2 separate regions of the Homo sapiens genome follow, and region 2 is linked to region 1. A link is an interaction called in ENCODE POLR2A ChIA-PET data of the cell type or tissue named here. Cell type or tissue: Panc1. All regions are shown on one strand. Links, peaks and the distances in the headings refer to the core of each region. The heading gives the core; the rest is flanking DNA. Region 1 overlaps DNM3 (dynamin 3). Region 2 overlaps DNM3 (dynamin 3).

The links. Peaks named below come from ENCODE experiments on the same cell type or tissue, not always from the same donor. Only the 100,000 strongest peaks of a DNase experiment are listed, where the experiment ranks them.
Region 2: POLR2A ChIA-PET joins it to region 1 with 7 read pairs; 1 of 35 experiments calls an interaction of 5 or more read pairs at or near these places.

Annotation. Positions count from the first base shown.
Region 1 is chr1:172,269,345-172,286,384 of GRCh38, reverse strand. All of the region lies in intron 15 of DNM3 (dynamin 3), which reads right to left. Among named protein-coding and RNA genes, the nearest start is that of DNM3OS, 130 kb to the right of the region's middle. RefSeq lists an enhancer at 7,384-8,038. In Panc1, for the core only: no CTCF peak of the experiment used is centred there; no DNase peak of the experiment used is centred there; H3K27ac peaks cover 7,359 bases.
Region 2 is chr1:172,102,501-172,119,540 of GRCh38, reverse strand. All of the region lies in intron 13 of DNM3 (dynamin 3), which reads right to left. Among named protein-coding and RNA genes, the nearest start is that of MIR3120, 28 kb to the left of the region's middle. In Panc1, for the core only: no CTCF peak of the experiment used is centred there; no DNase peak of the experiment used is centred there; H3K27ac peaks cover 3,586 bases.

The DNA of each region.
Region 1 (17,040 bases), core at 4,116-12,115:
AGTGGAATGGAATAAAAGGAACTGGTGAAGAAAGCAGAGAGAACCACAATTATTCTCAGTCTGTCTCATTTATTAGGTCAGAATATATGGTAATAGCCTGCTGAAACTCAGCATTTCTGAAATCAGAGGAATAAATAGAGAGAGAGGCCATTGGTCCACCCATGCCATGACTTTTCACATGACAGGAAAAATTGCTGCCCAGTCTGTGCTAGCTTGGCCTCTTCCTTCCATATTTACTATGTATAAAAATTACTCTGTGTGGGATCTTTCATTTGAGTTAATGACTAAATGATAATAGTATATATATATATATATAAATAACTCACTTTAAAAGTTCTAAAAAATAAGATCTTTGAGGAACTATCAATGCAAGGCAAGCAGCATCTTATCCCAGAAGGCATAACGTAGGTCAAGAAGCCAAAAAACAACAATCGTGAAATCATATGGACAGTTGCAGATTCATGTTATCCCACAAACACCCAGAGGGAGTTAGATGCGAGCTCTAAGAGCCTGGGACTGCGTTGGGGCTGTCTGTGTTAGTTTATCAACATTAAGATACTGTGAAACAGAAAAGGGTGGAGGAAAATTTCAGAAGAATGAGAGTGGTAGGATCATGGTGCCAATGGTTTTATGTAATGGTTCCCCACAAAACTCGGCTTTCAAATTATTTCTAAATTATTACCTCTTGGTATTATTATTGTTGTTATTTAAATTCATGTCAAGTCATATCAAAGTGAGTTCCTTGAACTGATTTTGAAAAGTTTTATATGAGCCTTTATTACATGGAAAAATAGGTCTTCATACTACTGCTCTGTCTGAGGCTTCAAAAAGATGTCTTGGATGCATCTGGGAAGTTTGGGCCTTTGCGGATAGGGTTGCCTAAGATGTGCTTGGGCCCAAGATGCTGTGTCCCCTGGCCCCACCCAGGGAAATCACCAACACCACCGCCACCTTCATTCAGACTCTGCAGCACCCCACTGCTAACATTCAGTGAGATTGGGATGGGGTGAGTTTTGCACAAAATTATTCATGGCCCAAAGTCTGGGCCACATAAGTAGTCTTGCTGCAAAAAGTTGGTAAAAACCTGGTCTCCATGAGGCTTGGCTATAGAGTGATTCGTTTGGGGAGGCTGTTTCAGGTGAACTGACAGTTTTTAAAATAATGGATATAACCGACTCTTCAAAGAAAAAATATCATTCTCAATTTTAAAAAATCATGCACTTCAGTGGCAGCCTGTGTTTTGCATGAGTGATATTTCAGCAGACAGATGATGACAGTGCTGGTGATGGTCCTGAGGTGAGGGACTGTATGGCATGCCCTTCATCCCTTTAAGACTTTTCATGCATTGTTGCCTCTATTCCCCTGACTGCTTCACCACCTGGTAAATTTCTACTCACCCTTACAGCCTCAACTGGAATATTCCTTCCTCTGAGTCTAGCCCACTTAGCAATAATTGCATAAATTATTCTCCCTCTGTATTCACTTAATGCCTTACTTATACATCCATTGAGTTGAACCATAACTCCCTTCTATTTGTGGGATTTATTGTCCTCAGAGGTGGTAAAAGTATAAACAATTTAGAGTTGATTTACATAAAAATCATGGATAAGAGAACCGTAATGGACTAGTAAAAACGGTAGCAATTTTTAGGCATATCTTCAACCTGAAAGTTTCTATTAAGGGAGACTTCCATGCCAAGTGTCTCTGTAGAAGAAAATGGAAGGACAAATGAATTATGTAACTGATTACATGAAAAGTCATTCTGTATAATGTTCCTATGGTATTCATTTCTTGATTTATTTGTTTGATAAACATGTCTTGAGAAGCTATGTGCCAGGCATTGTGCTAGGCCCTTAGGGGTACATAGCGATGAACAGAGATAAGGTTGCTATTCTCATGAAGCTTATATTCTGGCATTACAGAGAGAAAAAAAAGGATGGTAAATGGATTGCTAAGAAGGACACTAACAACCATTTATTCAGATTTCACTGTCAAGGTACCAAGTAAATCTCAATATCCCAATGACATTTTCCTCTTTCCCCTAAAAACAAAACAAAAAACAGACATCTGTTTTATTCCAGTAAGTTTCATCATTTTAACAATTACTCAAAAGGCTGAAAATAATTCATAACCCAGATAAAGAAAATATTTACAAAGCTCCTAGTGGTTTTTAAAAATTGTTGTTTAAAAATGTACTCTACAAAGGGGTCTTTGACCAGATGGCTGTTTCAAAGAACAATGATTTCATGTTTTAAAACTAACTTTAAAATGGAGGTGTCTTTGCCTTCCAGGAAAACGTAGCAGCTGTGAGATTATTTCACTTCTTTTTCTTCCACATTTTCCTGGATTTAATTGTAAGCAAAAACAATATATAAAAGAGAAAATTGTAGCAACACAGAACAAAACCTATTGCAAAACAAGCAATTGCACATTTTTAACCACAACGAAAACCCAAAGGCAACCTTTTATAAAAACTTAGCTGAGGAAGGAGACAACATAGCACTTTCCTAGGGAAATCTGCCTCTTCCCTGCTAAATTTAGAATATAACCCTCTTACATCTCAATAAAATCAACATTGACTTGGTTTTCTTTCTTTCTTTCTTTTTTTTTTTTTTTTTTTTTTTTGAGATGGAGTCTCACTCTATCACCCAGGCTGGAGTGCAGTGGCATGATCTCAGCTCACTGCAACCTCCGCCTCCTGGTTTCAAGCGATTTTCCTGCCTCAGCCTCCCGGGTAGCTGGGACTACAAGTGCCTGCCACCACGCCTGCCTAATTTTTGCATTTTTAGTAGAGACGGCGTTTCAGCATCTTGGCCAGGATGGTCTTGATCTCTTGACCTCATGATCTGCCCACCTTGGCCTCCCAAAGTGATGGGATTACAGGTGTGAGCCACCATGCCCAGCCTGACTTGGTTTTCTATAGGAATGAATATACTTGAGGAATGACTGAAAAGGCTTCAGGAAATGGCAATGGAGAAATTAGCCACAAGAAAGAATATAAGGTAACTGCTGTCTTGTGCCCTGTGTTGGTCAAGTCCTGCCAACCACTGTGTCCAGTTCTAGGAACTAAATAAAGAGGTGGGGCACAGTGGGAAGGAGCTGGAGAAAGCCTCCAAAGTGACTAAAGAGAAGAGAGATGAGGCTAAAAGGCCAAGGGAAGATATCTGCAAGATGACAGCAGCAGATGAAGTACTGTCTGAAGCAATATGGAGCCCCTGGCGTTTTAGCCATTGCCATTGAGGAAAAAAATGAGAAGAAACTGACAATGTGGCACAAGGATATGAAGGATAATTTTCTGATAATGCAAAGAAGCCTCTGACAATCAGATCTGCCTGATTGTCAGTAACTAGCAACGCTCTAAGATGGCTGGAACCTGGAAAGGAAGAAGTTCTGGAGTAAAACAGGTGCAAGTTGATGCGATGCTACTTGATGGAACTGTGTGGGCATAAAAATATGTCCCACCCAAAGGTAAAGCCTGAAGCCTAAGACAGTCACATAAGCTGTCCATGTGCCTGAACTGAAGGACTGTACTTTTCTTCTCTTATGAGGAACACATGTGGATGTCCACTGGGGTATAGTTGCCAAAGAAGACTGATGAACTATACTGACAAACAAGGAACCTAAGACTCTCTCCAAGTAGAGTTAAGCCCAGCATCACAGTGGTTTAACAAAAGGTGCTTCCTGACACAGATAAAGTCAGACTGACTTTTAAATATGTGGAGTAGATAAACAGAGATATCCCATCTGGAATATCCTTATCCCCTTATCAAATTTTTCACCAGCTAGTTAAGTAAGCTTCTGGAAATTTCATTTTTTTAAGTCTTGAGGGCTTTAGGTTTCTATAAGAATTAGTATGATGTGATGGAAGGAATGTAGACATTGCAATCAGATAGAGAAATTCAAACCCTGATACTTGTTAATTATGTGTGCTAGTCTGTGACTTTGAACCAAGTTACTTAAGTTCTCGGGGACTCAATTTCTTTGTTGTTAAATGGGGATAGTACTAAGAGGGTTGTTTTAAGAATTTGAAATAATGCATGCAAAGCATTTAGCATGGTGACTGGTAGTGATTATTATTAAAATGGAAATGTTCCTGGAGAAAGTGATTAGTTCACAAGGCCATATTTCCAGATGATGTAATTAACTGAGAAAGGAAGATCAAAGAAGGAGGTAGACAGAATGAGCGGCGAGGATGAGCAACGGACAAGACAAAACACAAACTTCAGCTCCTCCATAGCTCTGCCCTGAGTTTGGTGGAAACACTGGGCTAAGCAGTCTTAGAAGCAAGTACTGCAATAGCTTTTCATCTTGCTAATGTATTTTAGATATGGTCTTGCCTACAGGTGGGATATGACATCTCTTGGTCTCTTTCAATGCCAATGTTATATAATTTAGAAATTTCAGAGCAAAGAATTGGGAGGACCAAAAATTATATGTTAGATTTTTCTTTTTTAATTTTTGTAAATACATAAGAGTTATACATATTTATGGGGTACTGTGATATTTTGATACAAGTATTCAATGTATAATGATCAAATCAGTGTAACCGGACTATCCATCACCCAAAACATTTATTATCTCTTTTTGTTAGGAACATTTATCTCAGTGAGAAAGAAACAAGTATAATACTGCCAAACAAAGAAGCTAACATTTAAGAACAGAAGTCTATAATTATGGAGTGGGGTCTGCAAACCAGCTCGAGTCACTGAAAAAAAATCCTAAGATCAAGTTCATTGGTATATTTTAAAAAGTAACAATAATTACTTATATTAAATACGACAGCTATTAAGTAACTTATAGTACTAAATTATATATATCAATAATTTGGGCTCTAAGCTACTTTGTAGAGGCAAAGAGCTGATCCAGGAAATGTGTTTCCTTCTATTAGAGCTCCATATGGCTCAAGAATGCTTATGTTGGGGAAAATGGGGGTGTCAGCTCACAGATTACTTAATCTCCATTGGGGTAGGATTTTCCTGGTTACTCTCATCTTGAGATTGCCATTGTGATGATTCATTTGTGAACCATGGAGAAAGAAATCGATTTCAAGTGTAGAGTTCATCTGGAACTCTGTCATTTTTCCATCTCTTGAAACATTTCAGCAATCTCCTCAGTTCCTTTCCGTGTCTTACCTTACCTCCTTTCAATCCACTCTGTATTTCATTAAGTAGTATATCCTTCTCTATACTTCTGTCAGTTCTCTTCTGAAAATCTGGAGGAGTGTCTTGTTCTATAGCTTTAAAACTTCCCACAATTTAATTCTGCTATCACACTCTCTCCATTATCACACATACACACACACACACACACACACACAATATTATCACATTTAGTTTTTCATAACTTCCAGTTATAAAGAGTCTCTTTCCATCAAAGCAAAACTTGCTGTTCCTTGAACATAATTGTCTGTCTCTGACCATGACTTCCCATATTCCAATCTCCAGATGTGGAATGCCACTTTTATCTAGTCCTTTCACCCATTTACAATATTTCAGGATAACTTAATTATTGATGCTTGGCTTGAACCATTCCTTTCATCTCTCACTCTGTGTGTGCATGTATGCATGCATGTGTGTATTTCTAAAATCTGGATACTATTAATTTTCATGAATTTGAGTTTCAGTGATGCTCCTTATAAGATTTTCATAAATGTTTTTCTTTTTGTCTTTGTATTACTAGCCTGGAATTTCTTTGGATGATTTCTTAAACATTTAACACAATAAAACAATGTATGTAAAAGCAGAATGTAAAGTACAAAGTGCCATGTAATTATTCAGTACCATTTTTATATCCTCACAAAACATGTAGTTATCATTAAATAAATCGGTTGAAGCTTAAAACTGAGAGAAAAAATCCAGTAAGAAGTAAGCTGTAGCATATTCATAATCAAGACTAACATGTATTCACTCACATGCTCATTCATTCCTTCATTCCTGAATAACTACCATATGCTAGGCAGTGTTCTAGGCCCTCAGGATAGAGCAGTGAATAAATTTTTTAAAAAAGATTAAATTTTTGCCTTCACTGAACTTATACTAAAATGGAGAAGACAAAGCAAACAACAATGAATAAAAATATCAAAAAGTAATAAGTGTCATGAACAAAATAGAGCAGGATAAAAGAACAGAGTGATGAAGGTGCCTCTTTAGATAGGGTGGTCAGAAAATGAGGTGGTGGCATTTGAAAACAGACATGAACTGAGGGGGTGGGGCATGACTCACGGGAGTTTCTGGGAAAGAATATTCCTGGTGAATGCAAAGGCCCTCAGACAGGAACAAGCTCAACATATTCAAGAAGCAGTAAGGAGGCCAGTATCACTGGAGCAGGGTGAACAATGCGGAGACTCAGAAATGAGTTCAGAGAAGGAGCCAGAAGCCAGACAATGGAGGGGCTCATAGGCCATGATAAATTTGAATTTTTTTGTCAGCTTGATGGAAAAATACACGGACTTTAAGCAGAGGGGTCTGATAGGATCTGATCTATTTTTTAAAAAATACCACTCTGGTTGCTGCATGAAGAACACACTAACTGCAGGATGACAACAGCAAGGAGGAGGCTACTGCCAAAGTCAAAGAGATGACTAGGCCGATGAGGCCAAGGGGTAAGAAAGAAGAGGCTGAATTCTAAATATATATCCAAGGCAGAGCCATCATATGTTTCTGAGAAACTGGGTGCGGAAAGTGAAGGCAAGAGAAAAATCCAAGGTGATGTTTAAGTTTCCAGCATGAGCAACTGGGAGATTGGAGGAGCATGTCTGGGTGGAAAGACCAAGAGTTTAATTTTAAGCTGGGGTTGGTAGGAAGAAGCCTGGATATAGATTTGAAGCCCAGAAGAGTAATCAGAGTTGGATGTGTACCTTTAGGGTCAACAGCATATAGATGGAACAAGCGCACTTAACATTTTCACGATAAAATTCGTGACTAAGGTGTTCAGGATCTTGCTGGAAATCAAGATTGATGATATTGACAACAGCAATGTAAAAGAACCAAGCACATGCATTTGCTAATTAATTTGTGCCAATTTGGGAATTATTCAAGTGCAAACACCCATACACTAGTATTCTGTGCAAATGTATAGACATAAGAGACCCTTTTTGGGGTACAATAGTCCACTATCCAAATCTACTCAATTAAATAGTTTTCTAAAGTTTGTGTATTTCAAATGAATATGCTTTTACTATAAGAATCTGTGTATTAAAAGGAACTGAAAAATGCTTCCAATTATTTTTCAATCCAACATAAATTAATTATTCTCAAGCTTTCTCACAAAATAATTGCTCCCTCCAAAGGTGGCAAAGCATCAATCGTTTCCTCAACACACACACTCAATCATTTCCTACAATAAAGGGAGAAAAATGACATACAGTCTGGCAAGATTATGCTTATGAAACCAGTTTGCTAGTGAAAATAAGCAAAGTGAATTTCAGCAACAGAAAACTGGCCTAACTCCTCTGGGTTAAGCATGGGGAGACTGATCTTGTGTCCCGGGAAAAGTCGCAGTGATAATAGAAACTACCAGAGAAAGAACATTTTAACCTCCAAATTAAGTCAATCACTGTGGTCTGCTGGGGTTCTTCTCTAGTCAGCATGTGCTGGGGTTTGTTATGGAAATGCCACAGAACTTTAGAGGCAGTGAAGTAAATGGTACAATGAGACACTGGCTGAGTTTGTATACTTATGCAACAAGTCACATGCTGATATTCCTGATTTTTAACTGAAGGCAGGACACAGCAGGGATGTTTATGAGCTAAAGGGCTAGTGAATCACACACTTGCCTTCTCCCCAGTGGCATGGCAAAAAATGTATAGTGAGTGCTTCCCTGAAGGTGACTACATTTGTTACAATTCAAACTTGTCCAACCTGTGGCCCACGGCTGCATGAGGCCCAGGATGGCTTTGGATGTGGTCCAACATGAATTCGTAAACTTTCTTAAAACATTGTGAGGTTTTCTTGCAATTTTTTTTAGCTCATCAGCTATTGTTAGTTTTAGTGTATTTTATGTGTGGCCCAAGACAATTCTTCTTCCAATGTGGCCAGGGAAACCAAAAGATTGGGCACCCCTGCATTACATATTGTGAAACACTAATGGCCCTTTGAAGGGGCTATAAATGATGAGTTGTGACAGCATTAGTAAAGTAAGAAAATACTTGAAATATTGACTTTGGGCAGAAAAAAAACCATAGCTATTTATACACCTAAGGAAAATAGACTGGCGCATTCTTCATAAGTGCTTTGTCATTTTGATTCTCTTGTACCTTGAACAGAATACAAAAAAAGTAGAATTATGGGTCAAACCAAGTGTTCACTTCAACTGTATTTATATAACAGAAAACATCAGGAAAGGCAGAGAGGTTTTCCTTGCAATGAATCTCTGAGCTGAGAGATGCTTTCAGAGATGCTTTCCTTTAGGAACAGACTAATTTTTTATGCAGTCATAATTTTATATAAATTGTTTGGGAAGTATCTGTACCACCTCTCAGGGCTAATGTAATCTATTAGGAATATAATTGACAGAACTTCAGTGCAGCCTATATTTTTTTATTCAAGGCTTCTTATTCTAGTAGTTTTCAATTTGGGGGAAAATCACAGTCACATAATTCAATGACATTAACACTTGAAAACACATCTCATCTTTTCATAATGAAGAATCCTAATGCTTTCGCTATTTTCATAAAAGATAATTCTCTTACCTCATCAATTATTTTAATTATTATTTACAGAATCTTTTCTGGTTATATTACACCTTTTTTTGCAATTGACTGGCAACTTTTTAATATATAATGTGTTAGGTTATAAAACACCATAATTTTGTACATCAGTAGTGTGTTTTCTATTCTTGATGATGTCTACTTGACCACATCAACACATTGCATAGATACTTTCAGAACTAGTCTACAGAGACTCCTACACTCACTGCCTTTGATCAGACTCCAAGAATCTATGACTACAGTTTGGACCATTTTCCTCTAAATTTACATGACACCTCAGGTTTTTCCACATTTCAATTAGTCTGCCATTTTCCTGCTCACTACTAAAACGCTGTGAAATCCTCTAAAGATTGTCTTTTCACTACCCAAGTGAGCCTGATCTGCAAAATATGAGTTTTTGCAAAGTATTTCTGATTACTTATACAAACGTTAAGGCTGGTTAGAGTCCTAGAAATCTAGAAAATTAGGATCATGAGAAATCTCATTTGTTATACTATATCATTAACAGAAATATCCATCTCTTTCCAATACACTACTAGAGTCATGAATGCAGAGGACAAGGACCATTTTTGTACCCATTAGCTCCTACCTCAGAGCCTAATACATAACAGATGCTCAATAAAGCACTTATAGGTTGAATAATTTCTACCCTTAATCTTTCTCAGAGACAGTTTTCTAGCCACATATTTTTTTAAAGAAAACATAATGAACTTTTTTTGAATTCCACCATGATTCAGATTTTTGTCAATGGCTATTTGAAAGCTTAAATATGTACTTATTCATTCATTATTGTCACAAATACTTAACTTTCCAAACAACTCATAGAGTTGTAAGGCATGCTTTCCTCTCAAAGGAACTATCTTGCCTTTTGTCTAACTTATAATTCTCATACTCTTTATTGTAATTGACATCAGCTTATCGAATATGGAAGTGAGGTTCCCCATTTAGGATTCTGGGGATACTCTAACTCATAAGAAGAATCTCAGAAGCAGGTTGAAGGTATCAATAATAAACAGTGGTATCACACTCAAGACTGGTTTATAATTAACAAGAACACTCACTCAATAAGGCCAGCTGGAACATAGTCCTATACACACACACACACACACACACACACACATTAAGATTTTTTTTCTGTGATTATTACAAGCTAATTTGTGTTACAGGATTTAAAAGAATTATAACACAATTTACACATAAATCTTCCTAAACATAATTTAAAATCTAATCCTTAATAATGCATTTCAAACTTCTTCCTGTTTAGAGAATATTAGCAAAATAAGTTATCGGAAAAAGTTATGAGGAAATGGTAGTGCAGAAAATAGTCAAGTGAGTATATACTATAGGGGTCACCTAAGCCAAATTCCCCCATCAGGCAGGACTCTCTTCTATGACATCATTCACAGGTAGGATTTACCATTTGTTTCTTTTTGCCCAGACAGTCCCAGTTTATTGCCAAGTGCTGTCCCACACTAATTATTAATACTGTCCCCTTTTACTCTCAAGAGTGATGATAAATTAGGACACCCTACCAATAAGTTGTTATCTAGCTTCTGCTAAAGTGCTCTGGAAATGGGGGGAGGCTTGCTAACTCACAAGTTGCCCATTCTATTTTTAAAAAGCTATACTAAAAATATATACTATATATGTAATACATAAAATCTTAAGAGTATTAAAAACCTCTTCCTGATGATATGCTGATATCTTTTTCTGAGCCACTTTTACACATTACTAATTCAGTCCTCTGGAAAGACAACGCAGAATGCGAGTCCTTCAGTTCCATAAGGCAACTTTCATGCCTTCCTTAATTTTTGACAAGTTAAACATAAAACACTTCAGTAAGGAAATACTCTTCAAGGAGAAATTTCAAGGCAATAAAAATTATCTTTTAATAATAGATGATGTTACGGAACTATATTTCAGATGTTTTCATGGGAGCCAGGTTCTCCAAAGGAGTAGCAGCACCTGACAGTGTGCTTTCTCAGAACTTCTGGCTTGAGTACACTATGTGTGTTTCCATGGGCTGGAAACAAATATTTGTTTTCCAAGAGTGTCAGACCAGTTGAGCCATGTGAAAGAAAAAATTAATAATCATCTCTGGTGGGGAGAGGCAACAGAAGTTAGCAGGTAAGGTGGTTTTGAAAAGAGCAAGAAGGTTGAAATGTCAACAACTGTATCTTTCTCAAGTTTTTTTTTCTTCATTTATGATTCAGGTATTTGAAAGAAGGCACTATAAAGAAGCAGACATGCAGCATGCCAAAAAATCCAAATATTTTCCAGATTGTAGAAGAAAATTAGATTATGTTGAAAATAATTAATGATAAAATAACTTTAGTGACAAATATTGAGCCTGCATGTTCTTGTTCTGTATGTTCTATCATCTGTATATTCACACAGATGATAGCCTCTGTGTTAGAGGTATAGTTAATGGAAATTTGATCTATCCAATAATTTAATAAGTATCTGGACCATGTGTTCTAATCTATGAGATATAAGTGATATACACTTTGAATGGTTCTACCTGATGAGCCCACACTACCATAACTAATTCTACTTGTGCATCTAGCAACAGCTACACAGATGGCAAGTCATAGTTGTCTAGGAATAATTAACCTTGACTAGACAGTGCATGTGGCAAATTCAACCTTACATTTGTGATGGCCAATAACAGAGCATTGCTTCAGGTCCCAGAACTGCTTGTTTACTAGTGTATAATGACAAAAATACAGAAACAAAGAGTAAGCAGTTGGAAGCCCTTGTAGCAATTTGACACTGCTATGACATCCAAGCCCTGATCAGTGGACTAGTCTGTCTTGTTCAAGTGTTTAGACCAGTTTGAGTGCTGCTGAACTCATAAGGTGAGTCTCATGCCATGCAAGTTGCAAACTGCTCAGGCGTGCAATAGGACCTTGCATTGATCTGCAAGTAATTGAAAATTAAAAAAAAAAAAAAAACCTTCACTAGAGAAGGTTTAAAAACCAGTGTTTCAGGGAAATTCTCGGTTTTAAATTTCTCACCATTTTGATCCAAGATGAAGGATATTAAGCAAATAACCCTTGGCATACATAGCATTTAGTAAAAAAAATCCAACAGCTCAATATTTCTTGGCTTTCATCACTTCTCAGATCTATCACAGTGGAGGGGAAGGAAGGAAAGGTATGCATGATATCTTTACCCCAGACTAGAAAAGTGGCTCTCTCATTTGAGACTGAAGCCCTGTTCCTTTCCCTCTGGGGCAGAATTAAAGAGCAAGGGATATGCTTATGTTGTTGGTGATAAGGCTGTCCTCTTTAGTCACTTCTTCATTTCCACACATCCTTCTCAAACATCAACACATTTCTAGCATCTTCATCCCCTTTCAATCCTGAGCTAGTTGATGATTTCTCTCCCTGACACCATCTGCCCTGCATCATCACTCAGCAAAGAGCAATGGTAGTTAAAGGGAGTAAACAAATGCTCTGGAAATTCCATCACTGTTTCGGTTTTTATATTGGGGTTGAGTAGGAGGGGACTGAGTGACATGGCTTTCGATGCTAAGATAAATCTATCAATTTAGCTGACATGAGTTTGACTTTTCAGAGGTATTCTGTCTTTACCATCTGCTTTACGACAGTGTGTAGGGGACTTGAAAAATCAAATTTGGCAATCAATGTAATATTGATTCTTCACAAGTAAGAGAAACATCCAACAGACTTACTTATGCAATAAGCACACCCCCCATTGCATGAAAATACAGCTTAAGCTGATGTGACACCACTGAATCATTATATCACGTATTGCATAACTGCCATTTCACAATAGTCCTCAAAGTATTATCTGGGGACTACTGGGGTACACAGGACTCTTTCAGGAGTCCCCAAGATCCTTTCAGATGTTTCTCCAGATCAAAACCATTGTCATAATACTAGTTTGCTTTTTTCACTTTCATTCTGTTATGAATATACAGAGAAGTTTATCAAAAAGGGACATGATGTGATGATGTTATTACCTGGCAATTAATGGAAAGTAAAGTTGTGTACTAGAAATTTGAAAGAGAGTATGTGCATTTTCTGAGATTAACTCATTTGTTCTCAGTGCTTCTACCACACCCTTAATAATTATTTTTGTTTATGCTTGCTATAATCTTTGTTAACCTCATTATCATCCAATACATTGTGATTTTGAAATCCTAAAGTTTCCCTTGGGCCTATGTACAGACACAACAAGAAGTAAGTATATCTTTTTGTCTTGTTTTGCAATGCTTTAATTTACAAAACTTGTAGTTTTAAAATTTTTATCTAAAATGTATTATTTTAGGATTTAGTAGTTCTAAAATAAAAGAAAATGTATTTTCCTTATGTTTAAGGATGGCTCATTGGCTTAAAAAAGGGAGATTTGAAGAGAAACTTTCTCAACCCTAGCTGCAACAGCTACATCTAAAGATATTGAAGAAGATAAGACTGACATGTCAGAGTTAGTGCTCTGACTCCTAGAAGGAAGGCATCTAATGCAAAGAAACAGGACAAAACTATAAATAACAAAAAATTAAAACTACAAATAAAGCTTTCTCTTATTTTTTAACATATGTATATAATTTACCTATTGTCTTTTGCAATTGAACACTTGAATAGCATTTTAATGCCACTTAAGTTACAGCCTCATTTTGAGATGAATCATTGAACATTTAAAGAAAAAAGAATAAAATATTTTAGACATAGGTATGTTCTTTGTAAGCCCAATATTGTTTGTTAGGGCTTTTCAAACTAGAAGTGAAAAAGTCCTTGAAGCATTTTATAGGATAAATCATTGTGCTGCATTAGCTGGAGAAGTGCACACTAGCTGAGAGTCTAAAAGCTTTTGTACAGTTGGCATTGCTGAATGTCTACTGGATAACAGAAGTCAAGAAAAAGAAATGACTATAATTTTAAAATGACAGAGTTAATTTGTCTAATTAAATATTTAGTTGCTGCCATGAAACATGAGTTTAGAACTCTAATCTGCAGAATTATACTTTTGCCCTAAAATGGACAAGTCTAAAGAATGACACTTGTTTTGATTCTATTTGTCTGGTATCAGTACTAACTAATCCTCAAAGATATTCATTTAAATGAATTCTTATCAATGAACACAAGTATTACTGAAATAGCCAAAGTGTAGAATCACTTTAATTTCATGGTTTATGGAGCAACAAATATATTAACATTGCACTGATGGTGCAAAGGCAAGGGTGGGTGCCCTAGCATAAACCAAGGCAACATCACAATGAGGTACTGACTGATGGTCATTGTAGCCTTCACTGCTATGTCATCACAGTTTTAAAAAAAGCAAGTTTCACTTAAGGATATCCTGATGAAGCAGTTAAAAATATTAATTCTATTATATCCAAAGATTAAATTTTAATTTAGATTCATATATTCTAGATAATAATTATGTATTAATTATAAGTGAATATTTTCTAGAGATTAAATTTTAATATTCCATGTCACAAAATAAGAAGTACACACAAGCACTTCTGCTGTATCCTGAAGTGCTTGTCTCAAGCAAAGCAGTTGTAAGGTGAAGCAGATGCTGTTTTTCATGGGATTCCGTTTTTACTTGAAAAACTGGCTAACAATCTATCGTTACTAAAACTTCAGTTTTTGGCAGATATTTTCTCAAAAATAAACAAAATAAGCCTGTCATTTAAAGGAAAACAACTGACACTATTTGTGGCCAATGATAAATTTTTGTGTTAGAGTTTTGGAAAACTCATATCTATCACCATGGGCGTCATTGACACCTTCCCTTTTTCTGATAAGATTGGTGGATATTAATGAATGTGATTTTTAAGCATTGTAGAATGAAATGTATAAACATTTGGAAGATCTGTGTAAATCAGTGAACCAATGTTTTCCAAATGACAAATGTATGATGTTACAAAATCATTCATAAGTAAAAGATCCATTTAAAGTGCATGATAGACCAATGAATCAGTGTAGCAGAATATAGAAAGCTCATTGATATGATTTCAGATCCCTCATTGCAATTAACTTTTAAGAAACAATTACTTGTCGAGTTTTGGTGGAATATCAAAGAAGAAGATCCACAATTTTAAAAGGCTATTAAAATACTCTTCCATTTTCTACACATCTGTGTGAGGCCAGGTTTTCATCATTGATTTCAACCAAAACAACATATTGTAACAGATTGAAAGCAGAAGCAGATATGGGTATCCAGCTGTCTTCTGTTAAACTACACATTAAGAAGATTTGCAAAACTGTAAAAAAAAGCCACTCTTTTCAATAATTTTTAAAGTAAAACATATAATTTATGTTAACATAAAATGGGTTTATTAGGGTTAGTTTTAAATAAATGAATATTTTTAAAACCTCATTTTTAATTTCTAACAATAAATATAATTGGTGGTGTGCTGATAAAAGCTTATCAACAGACTTTCTAGAAAAAGGAGAAGCTATGATTTTAGCATTTGCTAGTTTTCTGGTATAAATACTCTCACTATGGCCAGTTTCAAACAACAATGTGAAGTCAACCAACTCACAATATTCCTGATATAATCCACACACAGTCCACATAAACAAAAGCTCTTTGTGGTCTTCAACAATTTTTAAGAGTGAAAAGGAGTCCTCCTTAGTACAGTGATGATAGAGCAACTTATTTATTTTCTGAAGCAAAATCATTTTATAATATTAAAAAGAGTTTAGGCTAATATCTGGTAGTATAACACATATCACTCATACTCTTACCTATAAAAGATTTCAGTGAGGTGTGGATTTAACACACACTGAGAGCAAAGGCAGTTACTTGTTTGAATAGTCAAAACTACTCTCTGCAACTGCATTTTTTGAAACTGTTCCTTTATACCCACAGTACTTTTTTTTTTCAGATTCTAAGAAATAAACACAGGCAGTTTCAAAATTAGAAAAAGAAAGAAAGGAGAAAAACTCGCTACAGTTAGACGTTGCAAATATTTTCTTCATGAAACTATGCATCTGCTCAGAGTTAGCTGCAGAGTGTGACTAACATTTTCTACCAAGGCTTGTACCATGTCGGTTCCCTTTGCTGAGGCTGTGTGTTAATTAAAATTAATTACACATGCCAGTAAATAGTTTCCCTTTGAATGCAGCAAGTTGAAGCAGAATAATATAATTTATGTGTAAGGAATATAATTCAAACCTTCACAGTATTTTTTTTCAGCAGGTATAGGTACTAAAGACATTCTTTATGGGTAAGTTGGTGTCACCATAAGTCAACTAAAGAAAACTGAAAATATATTAGACATGCAATGTTAAGTCACACAAAGATTCTTATTTGTAAATTGTTATTTTTAAAAGACAGGTTTATTATTAATATCTTGAGTGCATGATTGAAGTAGCTCAATTATCTTCATTTAGCATTATAGTTACAAGTGCTGTTTGGCTTAAAGGCTTTTTTTTTTTTTTCAAATTCAAGAACTCCTAGGCAAGGTGTTATTACTTTAGTAATGTCAGGATAGTATATGGTAACACTGCTAATAATAGAAAACACTTATGGCTGCCAGAGATGCCATTATTCAACTCTAACTGAATTGAAACAGCAATAGACTTGAAGAATAATCCTCTTTGGACTTTTTATGTTTATTCTACTATTTGACGTAAGTTTTTTTCTTACTATATTCTACATGTTATTGCTAAAAACCTGATTATTCCAATAGTCAATAAAACATGCCCTTAGTTTCCTTTATTTTTGTTCTTGGGAGGCCTCTAAGACGGCCAAAGAGATATTGGTATTTAAACATTTCCTTCAGGCTGGGCCCAGCTAGGGATATTTTCGCAATCCTGCTTATTCATTTCTGAAGAGCTCTGCTCCCTAGGTTGCTGACTGAAATACCTGAACACTTGCTGTCTCACTACTGGCTTCAGCCTGGGGGCCCCACGCTATCACAAATTCACAAAATCACCACCACACTGGCTAAAAGGAAGCTGCAGCACACAACTCACTTTAATTCCATCCTTAACATAAGTAACCAAAATATAAACTTATTCTTTGAAATAAAAGCCTGAAACAAGACAGATAATATCTTGAATCCAGTTCTTCAGAGTGACTAATAGCTTTCAAAAAGAAAAGCTAGTTTTTTTAACAAAGCCTAGCAATCATTTGTATCAATCTCTTTTAAGGTAGAATAGTGATCTATCAGTTCTCTTACAGCTTACCACTACAGTGTCTCATTTAAAGCATGTCTCTTAGAATTGATCATATTTTTTCTGTAGCATGTTTACAACTAGCGATTGGGTCCCCTATCATTAATGAATAGCAGCTGGGGTTGTTCTATGGTTTCCAAATGGAGGCACACTTCTGTCCCAAGCTGCAGTGTTTGT
Region 2 (17,040 bases), core at 4,016-12,015, 170 kb after region 1:
CAATGTCTGGGAGGAGAGGATGGACCCATGAAGGAAACCGAGGCGGGGCTAGAAGAGAGAGAGAACAGAGAATACTACAAAAATGAATGAAAGAGAATGTCTCAATAAGGCGAAAGGATTGAAAGGTCAAACGTAAAGGTGAAAAGATTGAAAGGTCAAAGGTCAAATGCCACTGTAAGGTCAAACGTAAAATTTTTTTCACTGGTTTTAAGGTTACTGAAGAGAGAATATTAAAAATATTTAACAACTGGCCAGGTGTGGTGGCTCACACCTGTAATCCTAGCACTTTGGGAGACTGAGGCGGGCGGACCACCTGAAGTCAGGAGTTCGAGACCAGCCTCACCAATATGGATAAACCCCATCTCTACTAAAAATACAAAATTAACTGGGTGTGGTGGTGCATGCCTGTAATCCCAGCTACTCAGGAGGCTGAGGCAGAAGAATCGCTTGAACCCGGGAGGCGGAGGTTGTGGTGAGCCAAGATTGCTCCATTGTACTCCAGCCTGGGCAACAAGAGTGAAACTCTGTCTCAAAAAAAAAAAAAAAAATTAACAACTAGTATGACATCAGCCTGACCAATCCCCAAAGGTGATGGGGTCACAGTGCTAAAGCAGGGTACCAAAGGCTCCCTTCTGTGCCAGGCCTTTGTCTTTAATCTCTGGACAGAGGGGAGGATTGAGGGACTCAGAGAGGAGCTTCAGCATCTCTGATGAGAGATGGGCACTTGCAGGAGCAGCCAGCTGTGACTGGTTTGAAAGCATTAAATATGAGAAAAACCACTCTGGCTCTCCTGATGCCTGCTGGCTGGGAAACGTCACTAAGAGTTGTTGCTGTGGCTTGATGGAGATGGGGAGCTCGAGAGTGGAACGGGTGGGTGACAGAGGTGAAATTTTCCCATGTAAGTCTGATTTCATATGGTGAATCAATACTTTCTCAGCATCTTCCAGATGCAGAAAAAAAAAATCTTCCAAAATTGCAAAAGAAGAAAAAACAAAACAAAACAAGAATTGGCCAATGAAGAAAACATATCAAACAGAGAATCAGTTTTAAAAGACTTCCTGGAAATTTTGATCCCTAAAGGGAAGCAACAAGATGTGCTATCATTCAATCATTCAAATTAAAGCTATAGAGCAATTTGTCAATGTCAAGTAATGAGAATGGCTGACAAATTTTAAGGTTTTGGGTTCCTAAGACATTCTAGAAAAATTTATTTACCCTATCATACCTCTGAAAAAGAGTACCAATAGTATTACTAAGGAGATGCTCACACACTCAGGTATTAAATAAGTGTTAGTAGCCAATCCTTCATAGAGAACCCACTACCATAAATACTAATGTTCTAGGGAAAAATGCATGCATGTATCTAATGTGGAATCCTAGTTTTAAATCTCTTCCAATGTGAAGGAATCAAGGACCTTCCTTCCTCACCTTTGATTGTTCTGTGGATTTTGGCAGTGCAGGATGTGAGGATATAGACACCATTAAGCACATAGCTGTGGGTAACTGGGGCTTTCACCTTGTGCAAACCACAAACATACTTTCCTGTCAGTTTGGTTAGCCCTGTGCACTTTAGTCTTGAGGTCCCGAGGAGTGGCTTACCAACTCCCCTGTTCAGTGCCACAATCTCTTATGTATGACCCAGTTGTCTTTCTTCTTACCAAGCAAGAGAACACACTTCACAACTTCTAACTTGCCCTTATGTATCACTACCTTTTTCAGTGCTTCTAAGGATTTACCTGCTAGTAATTACTAGGGGTCAAAATAAAAGAGCTCATTCCTAAAAACAACCTCTTTCTCCTCTCTCCACTTCCAATACAATTCAGCTTTCAGAGAAAGATTAAAGATGATACTTGTGGGACCCTGATTCACTATTAGTCCATTTTCACACTGCTGATAAAAACATACCTAAGACTAGGACGAAAAAGAGGTTTAAATGGACTTACAGTTCCACATGGCTGGGAAGGCCTCAGAATCATGGTGGGAGATGAAAGGCACTTCTTACACGGTGGCTGCGAGAAAAAAATGAGGAAGAAGCAAAAGCAGAAACCCCTGATAAACCCATCAGATTTTGAGAGACTTACTCACTATCATGAGAATAGGACGGGAAAGACTGGCCCCAATGATTCAATTACCTCCCCCTGGGTCCCTCCCACCACACGTGGGAATTCTGAGAGATACAATTCAGGGTGAGATTTGCATGGAGACACAGTCAAACCATATCAGTCACAAAGACTAAATATAAGAGCCATGCACATTTTAAAAAAAAATGCCGCCATTCTGGTATTCTAAAATAGAGAGAAGGCTTAGGCCTCAGTGAAGACTTTTTTTTTTTTTTGAGATGGAGTTTTGCTCTTGTTGCCCAGGCTGGAGTGCAATGGCATGATCTCAGCTCACCACAACCTCTGCCTCCTAGGTTCAAGCAATTCTCCTGTCTCAGCCTCCCAAGTAGCTGGGATTACAAGCATGCACCACCATGCCTGGCTAATTTTGTATTTTTAGTAGAGACAGGGTTTCTCCATGTTGGTTAGGCTGGTCTCAAACTCCCAACCTCAGGTGATCCGCCCACCTCAGCCTCCCAAAGTGATGGGAATACAAGCGGGAACCACCACGTCCGGCCCAGTGAAGACTTTTAAGTAACTGATGGGGTTGAGGCAGGGTTTCTCAAAGTACGTTCTAAGAAATGCTATTTAAGAGAGACATTCCATGAAAAAAGTTTTCATGACTAAAAAAGTTATGAAATTCCTGCAATACCATACGGTCTTCTCTCACGTACACAATGCACATTCTTCTATTAAAAATGCTGAGAAGTATCAAGATAAACACACCTTTTAACTTTGCTTACCAACTCCAAGTTTGACCACAAAGCCCTATTTTAATATCCCAAAGTGTTCCAGATGTACTTCCAAAAACAGTTGGTTCATAGAGCTGAGGTGGCTACCCTTGAGAATACAGGGTCCTCAGCTATGGGAGAAAGAAGGGAATCTCCATTGGAGCTTTGCTTCTCCTCTGCCTTTCCCTGTTCCCCCTCCCCAACACCACCTGTCCACTCCATGCTGGACTGGCTTTGGATTCGCACCAAATGTGGAATGTGAGAAAAGAATACTGGATAGGGACTGTCTCAGAAAACAACCAGGTCTACAGCAGTGCAAGGAAATAGGGGGATGATGAGTGCAGAAGTCAGTGAACAAGGGAAGCAAAGAGCAGGCATGTGAGAACCTCCTGTGGGGTCTCTTTAGAATGATCATATGTGTGTGAAAAAGACACATCCATCCAGACAGAATGCCATCCACAGGCAGCACAATACAAGAACAAGATAATGACACAAATTGAAAAAGGGGAAGATGCATGTAGGTATGCTTCTTCCTACAGCTTCTGATATACACAATCCAACAAGAAAGAACTGATATTTCATTAATATTATCAGAACACTATTTACATAGCAAGTGCTACCTTTTTAGAGCCAAAGATAAGCTGAGTCTAAATATTAGCCAGAGATAGAAGATCCATCCATCCATCCATCCGTTGAATAGATGGTTATTGAATACTTACTACGTTAATTGAGTACCTATTTTTTTTTTATTCTAGGCACTAGAACCTATATTCTCCAGTTGGGGTAGAGTTGTGGTTAGAGTTCAGCAATAGACAATAACCATATAATTATATATCTGGAGATGATAAATACTGTGAAAAAACGAAGCAATCTAAGTGAGATAATGCATGCTCTTGGTTTATGTTGGAGAGAAAATGATGTTTTTCACTTAATCAGGAAAGGCCTCTTCAATAAAATAACATTTCAGCAGAGACCTGAAGGAATTTAAAGAGCATGTGGATTGTGTTGGTGTAACAGGATGGAGGAGGGGAATGAATTCCGGGAAGAGGGAACAGTGAATAAGTACAAAAGTCCTGAGGCAGGAACACCAAGGAAGCCAATTGCCTGATCCCAGTGAGCGAGAGGGGGAGGAGCCTTAGGAACTTGGATCAGAGAGGCTGGAGGAGACGGATCCCATAGACCTTAACAGTCATTGGAGACCTTTAGATTTGATTCTCAGTAGGATGGAAATCACTAGAGGGTTTTGAACAGGGAAGTAATATGATCTCACTGTTTTAAAGAATGCTTTCTGGCTGCTGAGGGGAGAGACTCACAAGAGAAAGAGGAGAAGCAGGAGGGAGGCCAATAACCCAGGTGAGAGATGATGGAGCTTTGAGCAGGGTGGTGGTAATGGGCAGAGAGAGAAGTGGTCAGATTCCAGATGACAGGATTTGCTATTGGAAAGGAGATGTGGTATGAGAGGGGAAAAAAGGAATGAGAGCTCTCTGCAGGACTAGATGCCATGCCCTTGGAGGACAGGAATATTATCTAACACCTTTCTATCTCCAGCACCAAATATACAACCTGCACTTTTTTTGTTACTGTGGTGTGGACAGACTCCCAGACAATGAAAAGACTGTATGTTTCATATGGATACAAATGTAAGGTAAACAATCTGTTTCTTTCCTTGGTATATTCTCTTGAGAAGATGAAGATAATTTTGATGGGGATAATTTTAGTGTCATTTCTTAATCAAATATTTTCATCCTGCCAACAACATTTTTAACATCTTTATCATAGTTACTAGATAGTACATGGCATGAAGATTATAAAAGATAAAATTTTGGACTGACTTCAAGATGCCCGTAGCCTCACATGTGGCATAAAACTTATGCATACTGTAAAATAAGCAACACTCCTAAGGAGGTAGCAAGTCTCCAGGGTCATCTACACCCAGCTCCATCCCTCTAGAGCATGATCCTTAACCTCTCGGAGCCTCAATCTTCCCATCCATAAATGAGGATAGTAGTACCTACTGTTGGAGGACAAATGAGAATGCACAGAGCACTAAACAGTACTTGTAACCATTACTCCAGAATATAGCATTATATAAGTAAGTGTTAGTACAGGGAACAAAAGGCACAAGTGCATGGAAGAGGAAAGGATCTCATTCATTAGATAAATTGGGATACCTTATTTCCTTTGTACTCTTGCCAAATTGCTGGGTAGGGCAGGTACATAAGTATATAGAGTCTTAGAGATTCTGTAATGGAAGAACCTTTATGAAGAGTACGAAACAGGTAGAAGTGATCACCTACATCTCAATATCCACACTAAAAACAGAAAGTGTCTTAGAACACCCAGCCTAATCTCTTTCCACTCTTTGCCACATGTTTCAGCCGCACTGGCTATCTTTTGGTTTCTACAACATGCAAGTTCTTTCTAGTCCTTGCTGTACCTTCTGGCAAGACTCTACCTTCTGACCTTTGCATGGTTAGCCACGACTTGTCATGCAGAACTCACCTTATACCATCCCTCTTCAGAGAGGTTCTCCTATTACCTCTCTCCACACTGCCCCTCCATCTTCACTTTTCCTCATAGCAACCAATTTTAATTCTCTACACTGAAAATATGTACAATTTCTTCTTGCTCATTTGTCTTTTTGTTGTTCATTTTCTATCTTTTCCACCACTAAAATATAAGCTTCATGAGAGAGTGAGAACTTAATCTGTCTTATTTACCACCCCACCCCCAGAAGAGTGTCTGGCATCGATTCAATACATAGGAAATTAAATCAGGAAATAATGTCAAAATCCCTTTTCTAGGCAGTAGGCAGTATTATTTGCCTCTTTGCATCAGATTATTTAAGAAGAAAAGACACTCACAATAAATTTGTGATTGAGATTGGCCTATCAGGGAATTAAAATGTGATTGACAACACAAAAGGGATAACTCACAGCTGATGCCACACGATGCAGGATGTGCTGTAAAATTTTGTGTAAACGCTTTGGGCACTTTTGTCAAGACCAATTTTTGATGCCAGGAAAGTAAAAATTTACGTTAAGAAAACATGGACTTCCTGAGTTGTTTTTTTTTTTTTTTTTTTTTTTTGAGACAGAGTTTTGCTCTTGTTGCCCAGGCTGGAGTGCAATGGTGCAATCTCAGCTCACCGCAACCTCCGCCCCCCAGGTTCAAGTGATTCTCCTGCCTCAGCCTCCCAAGTAGCTGGGATTACAGGCACCCGCCACCAGGCCCGACTAATTTTTTTGTATTTCTAGTAGAGATGGGGTTTCACCATGTCGGCCAGGCTGATCTCGAACTCCGACTTCCTGAGTTTCTTTGAGTACATCTGTTCCTCAATTGTAAAAAAGTGGGGGAGTGGCAGAAAGAGCTAATAATAGTATATCCCCTTATAGAATTGTGGTGAAAATTAAATGAGGGAATCCATAGAACAGGGCCTCACACATAGCAGGAAGTTAAGGAATGTTAACGTTACCAAGATAAAATTTAAAATAACAGTGGTCATTCTTGGAGTTTATTTTCTGAATATAATTTTTTACTTCTTTCCAATTTGACTTTCTTATCTCATCAAGACAAATCTTTCACTAAGGAAACCCTATTTACCTTTAATCATCAAACTATACTTTCAGTAAATACCCCACATTCAGTAAATAAATAAGGCATTAATTATAACCCTGAGGACTACTTTAAACTGCTAACGTTATTAAATTAGAGGAGCCATGAGAACTACTGGTTAAGTTAAAGTTTACTGGTACAATTCTGAGAATTCAAAAGGACAACTTTATTAATTGCAATAATAAAAATGGTTGCTAACCCTTAATGAATATTTACTATAAGCAGTGTGCACTTTACATGGATGTCTCACTAATCTTCTCAACAACCCTATGAGATTCACACTGCTCTTCCTCTTTTATCTTTGAACACTGTGAGGCATAGAGCGACTCAACCTTATGATGTGAATGATTCAGCTTACAAGTGGCAAGTGGGGCCCCAAACTCATCTCAAGCTCCAGGCCTATGCTATTAAATTCTCCCCTCTGTTTTCAGGGATAAAAAGACAGATATCACTACAGATTTTTATCACTGGAAAAAAAGCAATTCCTTTGACATTCAGGAATTGGTTATGTTTTCAGGAATGGCACATACTGGAAAATGGAAAGACTGAAGAGGTTCAGGGCCAGGGTCACTGTGATGAAAGAATCACTCAGATTTAAGAGTCAAAAGAGTACCAATGAGTGGAAAGGGCCAAGACTTTGTAGTTGATCCCTAGCTCCACCATATTAGTCACGTGGCCTTGGAGAAACCAGAGTGGAAGCAAACAATTGTGAGCCCCAGCTCTGGTGCTGGACTTCATGAGTTTAAATCCTAGCTCTACCACATACTACATGTGTCACCCCAGACAAGTTATCCAACCTCTCTGTGCCCCAGTTACCTCAGTCATGAAACCGTTGCTACCTAGACCATAAGGTCGTTGTGAAGATTAAGGAAAATAATGAATGTCAAGTGCTTACCACAAGGCTGGTATGTAAGAAATGCTTAATCATATCAGCTATTTTTATTATTATCCATCGAAATGAAGATAAGAGTATATGCTCTGCAAGGTTATTTTGAAGAACAAAGCACCTAACACACTGCCTGATATAAAACACCCATGCAATAAATTATAGCTATTATTATGATTATTAAAATATCAAATATTCCAGAGAATGACAGGTAGAAGTATAAATACGTAGAGCAGTTTCTGGGCAATCCTTCCAAAAGAATCTTCTGGTATGCAATATGGACATCATCACCAACAAAAGATCTCGTGACACCTTTGTAGTCAATGAAGTTTTATAATTTGTCCTTTGCAAAACCCTTAAATGGCTAAATTGAAAGTAACATTCTAAGATTAAAAAAAAAAAGGAGTCCATCTATTATACTATTTTAACAAATAAAGAAGCTCTGGTAGCCCATGTGGCTCTCTTTCTTCTATCTACTCTGTTCACTATCTGAGTTTAGCACTTACATCACCTTGTTTTGAATTACTCGCCACTGTGTTTGCTGTGCTCCCATTTTCCCAATAAGATTACAGCTTATTCGTTCAAAGCATAGACTTTCTGGGCTTTTAGGTCAGTTCTGCCATTTACTAGCTATGTGAACTTAGGCAACTTACTTAATATAGCCAAGCCTCATTTATTGTCAACTAAGAATTGGAACTAATAATCCTAAATTCAAATAGATTTTGTAAATACTAAGTGAGATGAATGTATATAAAGTACTCAATAGAATGTCTGGCATCAGTGAAGGGCTGATATTATTATCAAGTAGAGATCAACTGTGCTTTATACTCCTTTGGAATACCAAATACTTATACCTTCCCTAGATCACAGATTAGTCAATAAATTATTGGTACCATGGTTCTAAATCAAGGGCAATATCAACACCAAGGGCTACTGTAAACATGTAGCAGTCTTATTGTATTGTCACAATGTCTGGGAGGTCAAGGATGATAAAGGAAAATCTCTCCCATCTAAAGCAACAATAGCATCTGCTAGGGTTTTAATATAAGTCATAATTCAGTGGTTTGCTCTAATTGTTAATCAAGCTTAAATCAGTTTCTTTATTAGATTAGAATTTACTATGTTCAGAATCATATTTCAGAGCTACACGTATTTAATTTAATTTTATTTTTTTGAGACAAGGTCTCATTCTGTCACTCAGGCTGGAGTGCCCTGGCACAATTTCAGCTTACTGCAACCTCGATCTCCCCGGCTCAGGGGATCCTTCCACATTAGCCTCCTGAGTAGCTGACACTAAAGGCGCATGCCACCTTGTCCAGCTAATTTTTGTATCTTTCGTAGAGACAGGATTTTGTCATGTTGCCCAGGCTTGTCTCCAACTCCTGGGCTCAAGCAATCCACCTGCCTCACCCTTTCAAAGTGCTAGGATTACAGGCATGAGCAACTGCACCCAACCTACATGTAACAATTGTTGTGGTGACATATTTATTTAGATGGAAAACTGAAATAGTCACACCTGCAATGACAATTAAATTTAAAATACCTTTTTTCCTTTGAATGACAGAAAGTAATGTCCAAAATTAATAAGCAGCTTTAATATATTTTAGAGTCTCCCTTTTGGATGTTAATGTCACAGTTTGAGTCATTATTTTATAGAACATTTATGTAGCTGGTGATTTAATTCCAGATTTTAAAATATTTAATTCTTTCATTCAACAGTTACTTGTTGGATATTTATAAGCGGATTCTATGTTAGACACACAGAATATGGCAGTGAAAATGGCAACTACTGTCCCTGATCTAACTGAGCATATAGTCAAATTGGGGAGATGGACATTAAACAAGTAGATATACAAAACTGTGGTGAGAGGAGTATGTATTTCTATGGGAACATGCAGTTGAGGACTGAAAATAGTGTAGAAGTCCGGAAAAGTACTCCTAAGAAAGTGCTATTTAAACTGATAAATGAAATGATGTTTTGGCAATAATGGAAAAGAAGAACAGAGAAAGAGCCTGAGCTATTGAAGCTGACTGGAGACCTGGAACACAGAATTCAGGAGTGTCAGGGGCAAGAGAAGGAACAGGGAGAAAAGAGGGAATGAATAATGAATGTTAGAACTTTATCTTATATGTAAAGGAGTATTTCTGAATGGTTGAAAGCTGAGGAGTAACAGGTTCAGAATTTTTTTTGTTTGCACCAAAACAAAACAAAGAACAACACATTAACTGTTTGACTTGTTTGTAATTTCAGCAGAATGTCTCAGGGTAGAGTGTTGGAGCTCCTGGTTAAAGTCAGTCTTTTAATTATTTGTGGATTTTAATTACCCATATTCTTCCCAAGCTGCTTAATGATGGCTAACTGAAAATTGGCTGTAACTCAAGATACTCCAGGAGGAAACTTAATAAAGTAAAGTATGTAACAGATGAATTCCTGATTTCCATTGAAAACTAAAGAACATATAAGTAACAGGCATTCTGATTTCTGATGGGAAATGGAGAGGCCCTGGTAAATATCAGTCATCCAGAGCAGCTATTTTGTTAATCCCGTAAACTAGTTGCAGATGTTGGCTCAAACAGCGAGGCTTTGCATCTGTAATTTTAAAATTGTCTCATATTTCTAAAACCTGACTCTGCATGCACCGGAAATCAGTGACATGAATTATGAACTCCAGGAAGAGGAGACGCACAAGAAATGCCAGAAGTTATAGGAGATAATATTTGGAGCAGTGGTCAGGCTATGTGCACAGGATGAGTGAAGGATGACATGGTTCCTTCCTCCAGGACATGGATCCTGCGACCAGGCATTTGAAAATGAAATGCTGCAAGTGGATGTACCAAACAAGAGGAAGTCATTTATAGATAGTTGAGTTCCCAAAAACAAATCCTCCTTTTCCCTTTTCCTCCTCCACTTTTTACAGCAGGTCAACAGGAAGAACAGAGTTGCTGGAAAAGAAAGAGATGTTTGAAGAGAATAAAATATATATGCTAAAAATTCCATAGCTTTATTAAGAAAATCAGTTTTAGTAGACTAGGTAAGGAAACAATAAAATGACTCGATATTAAACTAAGGTTTTTGTTATAATCGTACTTTCTTATAAAAGACAAAAGTCAATTGAGACTCAAATTAAAACTTAGAAAAGGGGCTGGAGATGGCAAAACTCCATAAAGAATTCATATTATAGTGCAAACAAATAATAATTATAGGCATTAGAAATTGTTTAAATTATGATGACTATATTTAGTATTAATATTTTTATTTCCCAAGCTTATTTTATTTTTGTTCACCATTTCCAAAGTAGTTCTCCATCCAGGCAATACAAATGGTAGTACAGCTAATAATCTGCCCACAGGGGCCATCCATCACAGGCTAAGTGTGTAAATAACCTTACCAAGAATCAGGACAAAAACTTCAGCCAATTATTTGGTAAGGCAAGTGTACAGTGCAAAGCTTCAAGGAACTGAGGTTCAATTATAAAACCAGGGCACTCATTTCCTGGATAGGGAACATTCATCCCATATAATTCAGCCTGATGGAATTCCCTGGGGTGGGGAATGGATTGGTTGCTGAGTCAAAGAAATTTCATAGTAACTTTGGGAGTAAGACATTTCATTCCCTAATTAGTGAATGCTCCACATGTTTACATTTTTTCAAGAGATTATCTCTTAAATTTTACTTATTTTCTGCACTTACATAATTAGAAAATATATATTGCTAGGCAAATAAACCATTTTGCTCTTTCCAGAATTATTCAGATACATCTGAGACCTGCATTAACTCTTTCAAGCTACTAAGACTACTCCAATTAAATCACAATCTTGCTGTACCATGCAAATTACTCCCAAGGGAAAGTAAAAATGGTTCCACAGAAGCTATAAGAGACTTGGTCATTGCAAATGTCTGAGGGAAAAAAGAAAAGGAGGGACTTCACTAGGGGGTGGGGGATTTATGGCAAATGGAATTTTGAACTGACATGTAGAGCTACTATATGATAAATCTGAGACCCTAAGATTAGAAGACATATACATATCTGAGGAGGAAAAAAAAGTAAGATTGTTCTCGAATAGGATTATCCAATTACAAAACAAAATTTTAAAATTTATGATAAAATGTCCTGATATGCCCTGGCATTTAGGTACCTTGACACCGAGACTTAAGATACAGCAGAGTCCTGAGTGAGAATGGAGACCAGAAGGTTAACCACCGGGTACCTCCTGCCTGACTGCTCTGATCAACATAAGCTTTCTTTTTTATGAATACATAATACAGGACTCCTTGAAATACCTTAAGAATGTAAAGATGTCTCATATTTTGTGGAATATTCTGACTCAGGAAAAATTCTGTAATGTTATTGCACTGAATGTGAAAAGATTCGTGCTTTGGGGACAGAAACTGAAATTTGCCTTGGTCATGGTGAATTTGGGACATATTTATTTTCAGAGGATTTAATTTCAGTATGAGAAGCAATGAACAAAAATAACAAAAGAGCACTATTGGAAATATATACAAGAATGTCTCATCTATTTACTCTGATTTTCACTGTGATAATGAACTAGTGGCATCCTTCCAAAAGAACATTCTGGTCTGCAATATGGACATCATCACTAACAAAAGATCTCGTGACACCTTTATAGTCAATGAGGTTTTATAATTAGTCTTTTGCTAAACCCTTAAATGGCTAAATTGAAAGATCCAGAGTTCTCGCCGGATAATAAGAGAAGAAATTGACATCCCTGTGCAGCAGTCTCAGCCTGTGAACTGATGGTGATTCTCCCAGCTGGCCAACAGCTGAAAGCCCTTTTACTTTTTTTTTTTCCACATTCCACTTAGTAACTATATTGAGTTTCACCATCTTCTTAAGATGTCCATGTAAGTCCTACTCCCCTCACTCCCAACAGATGAACCAGCCTCTTGTTTTATTTAGCAAATTGAGATATGCAGGAATAAAGTACACAGTATTTTTTTCTCCCTAATTTTGGTGGCATTTCTCTTTCAACAGGGATTTTAATAGTAGTGCATATTCATTATTTTTTTATAAAGAATAATGTTACCGGCCGGGCGCGGTGGCTCACGCCTGTAATCCCAGCACTTTGGGAGGCCGAGGCGGGTGGATCATGAGGTCAGGAGATCGAGACCATCCTGGCTAACAAGGTGAAACCCCGTCTCTACTAAAAATACAAAAAATTAGCCGGGCGCGGTGGCGGGTGCCTGTAGTCCCAGCTACTCGGGAGGCTGAGGCAGGAGAATGGCGTGAACCCGGGAAGCGGAGCTTGCAGTGAGCCGAGATTGCGCCACTGCAGTCCGCGGTCCGGCCTGGGCGACAGAGCGAGACTCCGTCTCAAAAAAAAAAAAAAAAAAAAAAAAGAATAATGTTACCTTAAATTGAATAATAAGAAAATTCGTTCAATGGCAAACAATCACTCCCAATAACCAAATAAGTCTTATAGAATAAAAGCAAGAATGTTTTCTAAGTATATCAATATAACAAATTACATAATTTATTCAATATGTAAGACCATAATCACTTCAATGAAATTCAATGCCCATTTTTGATGGAGAATCTCAGATACAGAGGAATAGAAGAATTTACTTTTTTTGAAAATTTCTTTTTTTAAAAAAACTTTTAAGTTCCGGGGTACATGTGCAAGTTTGTTACATAGGGAAACTTGTGTCATGGGGGTTTGTTATATAGATTATTTCATCACCTAGGTACTAAACCTAGTACCCATTAGGTATCCTCTCCCTCCTCCCACCCACCTAAATTTCTTTCTTTCTTTCTCTCTTTCTCTCTCTTTCTTTGTCTTGCTCTGTCTCCCAGGCTGGAGTACAGTGGCACGATGTCGGCTCACAGCAACTTCCTTCTTCTGGGTTCAAGCAATTCTCCTGCCTCAGCCTCCTGAGTAAGTGGGATTACAGGTGCATGCCACCACATATGGCCAATTTTTGTATTTTTAGTAGAGACGGGGTTTTGCCATGTTGGTCAGGCTGGTCTCAAACTCCTGACCTCAAATGGTCTGCCTGCCTTGGCCTCCCAAAGTGATGGGATTACAGGCCCATATTTATTTCTTTATCATACTAAATATATTTTAAACAAAAATCCAACATTAAAACTGATGGTAAAAGACTAAAAAATTCCCACTAAAGTAAAAAGCAGCTTAGAAAATCCAGTACTATTTTATATTGTTCTGTAAGGAATAATATATGAAAATAGAAATAAAAGATGTAACTACACAGTTGAAATAAAAATTATAATTGAATTTTTAAAACTACTAGAGAATCCAGTAAACTCCAGTGATACAAAATAAATGCTTAAAAATCAATGGTTTTCATGTAGCAATAAATAATTAGAAGATATAATTGAAAAATCCTATTTAAAATTACAACATGAGTATTTCCAGTTATTTTATATTTTAACAAGATATATAAATTTACCTAAGTTAAGGGGGAAAACAGAAAATTATAATAAACAGAACAAGTAACTGTTTGGATGGGAAAACAGCAAGTGAAAAAATGAGACTTCATCTCATATTAATTTGTAAGCTTTACACATACCCAATCAACAAATAGAACTCTAGTTGGGATATGACAAGATTTTAATCTTCAATTGAAAGAATAAGTAATCTACAAAAGCAAAACTCATTTTTGAAAAAAGAATAATAAAAGGAAAAACCTAGCAGTTATTAAAACAGACTGCTGCAATAATTAAAAAGTGTGTCACTGTACAAAAATCAACAGATGGAGGGATAAGACAAATAACCCAGATATGGACTCTAGGTTAAGAGTTCATCCTTCACCAGGACTGAAGCCAGAATTCTGCCACTTATCCATTGTATGACCTAGGGTAAACTATTTAACTTTTCTAAGCTTCAGTACCATCATTTATAAAACAGGAAAACTACTGGACCCTGTTTCACAGGGTTGCTGTAGAACTGCATGAGTGGATGTAAGGAATACATTCAAGGCAATACCTAGCCATAGAGTAAACTTTAAAGGAATGTGAACTGCTATGATTATTATGCTATTATTGTTGACATTATTATACAATCACAGAAGTATTGCAAATCAATGGTGATAGTATGGACTGTTCATATGATTATATTTGTACATTAGCCCCTTTGGAATAAAATAATAATAGCCCATAGTAACTGAGTTGTTACAAAATACACAGTGCCTTATGTAAATTAATGTGTTTAATCTTCACAACAACTCTAAGAGGTAGATGCAATAATCATTCTCCTTTTGCAAATGAGGAAACAGAGAAACAGAGATATTAAGGAACTTGCCTTAATATGGCTGGCAAGTGGCAGAACTAGACTTTGCAGATTCTATGCTCTTAGCCTCTATACTCTGCTCTGTAAGTTAGTGCCTCACCTCCTACCATGTGCCATGACGAATCTCAGACAGGTTACAGGGAAAAATGTCAATAATGGATGCATTAAAATGCTACAAACATAAGGATGAATACTTAACTGCTCTTAAGGTAGGTACCACCTTTCTAAATGTAAATACAGTAGAAGAAATGAGAGAATAAAGAACAATAAACATTACTATCAAACATTTTTTAAAACTTTACCTCAAGAACCTTATAAATAAAATTAAATTCTATATAAGAAAAAGTTAAAAAATTGTTAATAAATATGATAAAAGGTCAATATAATTATTATATCAAAATTCTCTTATAAATCAGTAAAAGTTAAAAAATATCAAAGAGAATATAAACACCAGCATGAATGGCTCATTCTAAACAGAAGATACTAGTGGTCAATAAGCATGAAAAATATTTATCCTCGCCGGTAAGTTATAGACATAAGTAACTGTGGTTTAAGAAGACAGAAGTATATGATTATCAAACAAACAAACAAAAATTTAAATAGCTAAGTATAAAAATCCACAAAAATATTGGAAGAAAATATAAGATAAAAAATAAATGCCATAAAATGTTTAAAATATTCTAAGCCAAAATTATAACTTTTTGTTTTATAATATCCAGTAAAAAAACTGAAAGTCAAGAGATAGATAAGCAGAAAATATTTGTACTATATATAATACAAACAAAACTAATACCCAGACTATTTTTAAAATCCTAAAAATCAATAAGAAAATAATACAATGGTTCCCTAAAATGGGCAAAAGACACATCAGACATTTCATAGGAGAAGGGATACCAAAGTCTGTTAAATAGGTATAAGGCTGGTCTGTAACTTTTTTTTTGAGACGGAGTCTCGCTCTGTCACCCAGACTGAAGTGCAGTGGCACGATCTGGGCTCACTGCAACCTCCAACTCCCTGGTTCAAGTGATTCTCCTGCCTCAGCCTCCTGAGTAGCTGAAATTACAGGCATGCACCACCACGCCCAGCTAATTTTTGTATTTTTAGTAGAGATGGGGTTTCACTATGTTGGCCAGGATGGTCTCGATCTCCTGACCTCGTGATCCACCCTCCTTGGCACCCCAAAGTGCTGGGATTACAGGCGTGAGCCGCCGCGCCTGGCCTCTGTAACTTTCAATAAGTAAAATGCAAATCACAACAACAATATATTATTATTTCTGTTAGATTATCAAAAATTATATAAAATATAATTATCCAGTACTGGGGATTGAGGTACTTACATATATAGTTGTTGGGTCTATGAACTGGTTCAGGTGTTTTGGAAAAACTGGAAACAGCAGAAATACCTATCCTTAGGGAAATGTGAATTAAGTATGGCACATCCATACTGTAGAACACTATAATATTATGCCACAAAGAAGTTTTGTCATTTTATGTCTGCGAATTTACATGGAAAAATCCCTAAGACATATCATTAAATGAATAAAGTGAGGTCAACTTCACATATTTACTCAGCAGCTACCATACACCAGCTTTTAGACATTGTTAGGGATACATTAATAAGCAAAAGAGACAAAAATCCTTGCCTTGGTAGAGTTTACAATTTTAGAACAAAACATGTACAATATTTGTCTATTTTTATTTTTTTAAATCACAGTGTCTTTGTGTGTGGGTGGGTGTGTACCCATGTGCTTGTGTGTGTATATATGTGTATATATACTCCAAAATGATAACAGTGGTGGTAGCTATGGAGGTGAGTGGGATTGGGTGGGGGTCAAGGGTGTATTTATTTTATCTGCATTATTCAACTTTTTCACAGTAAAAATGTGTTCATATATTTATTGTTTAACTTGAAAATTATAGATTCAAAATTATGTACTTTGGATACAAGTAACAAATGGATACTTTATTGGCTCCATGGATACTTTGTGCTAAATAAGCTATACAGTGGTTAATAAAATAATATCTTTGGTGAGAAACATTAACATTTTTAAATGTTATCAAAATTCCAAGGAATTGGAATAATACAGGCATTTGCTTACTTGGAATCAAACACACCACACTTGTAAAACAGAGAGCATCAAAGAGGATAAAAGAGACAGAGGGAGGAAAAGAGGGAAGCAGGGAGGGAGAGAGAGGAGCTATGGGGCAGCCGGAGGGAGGCAGGAGGAGAGATGCCTTTGTTTCACCAGTTGTTCTTCCTCTGGTGAAACAAGACCATGCCTCTACTGTCCCAAAGTAAAAACATAGCAGAAAACCTAGATTCTGCCTATTGAAGGGGTATTTCAAAGTAATTTTGAGTAGATAAGATAATCTCTTCACTGGTTTTTATGCTCTAAACCCTCCATTAAGATGCAACTTGGCTGTAAAAATATGGAAAGAA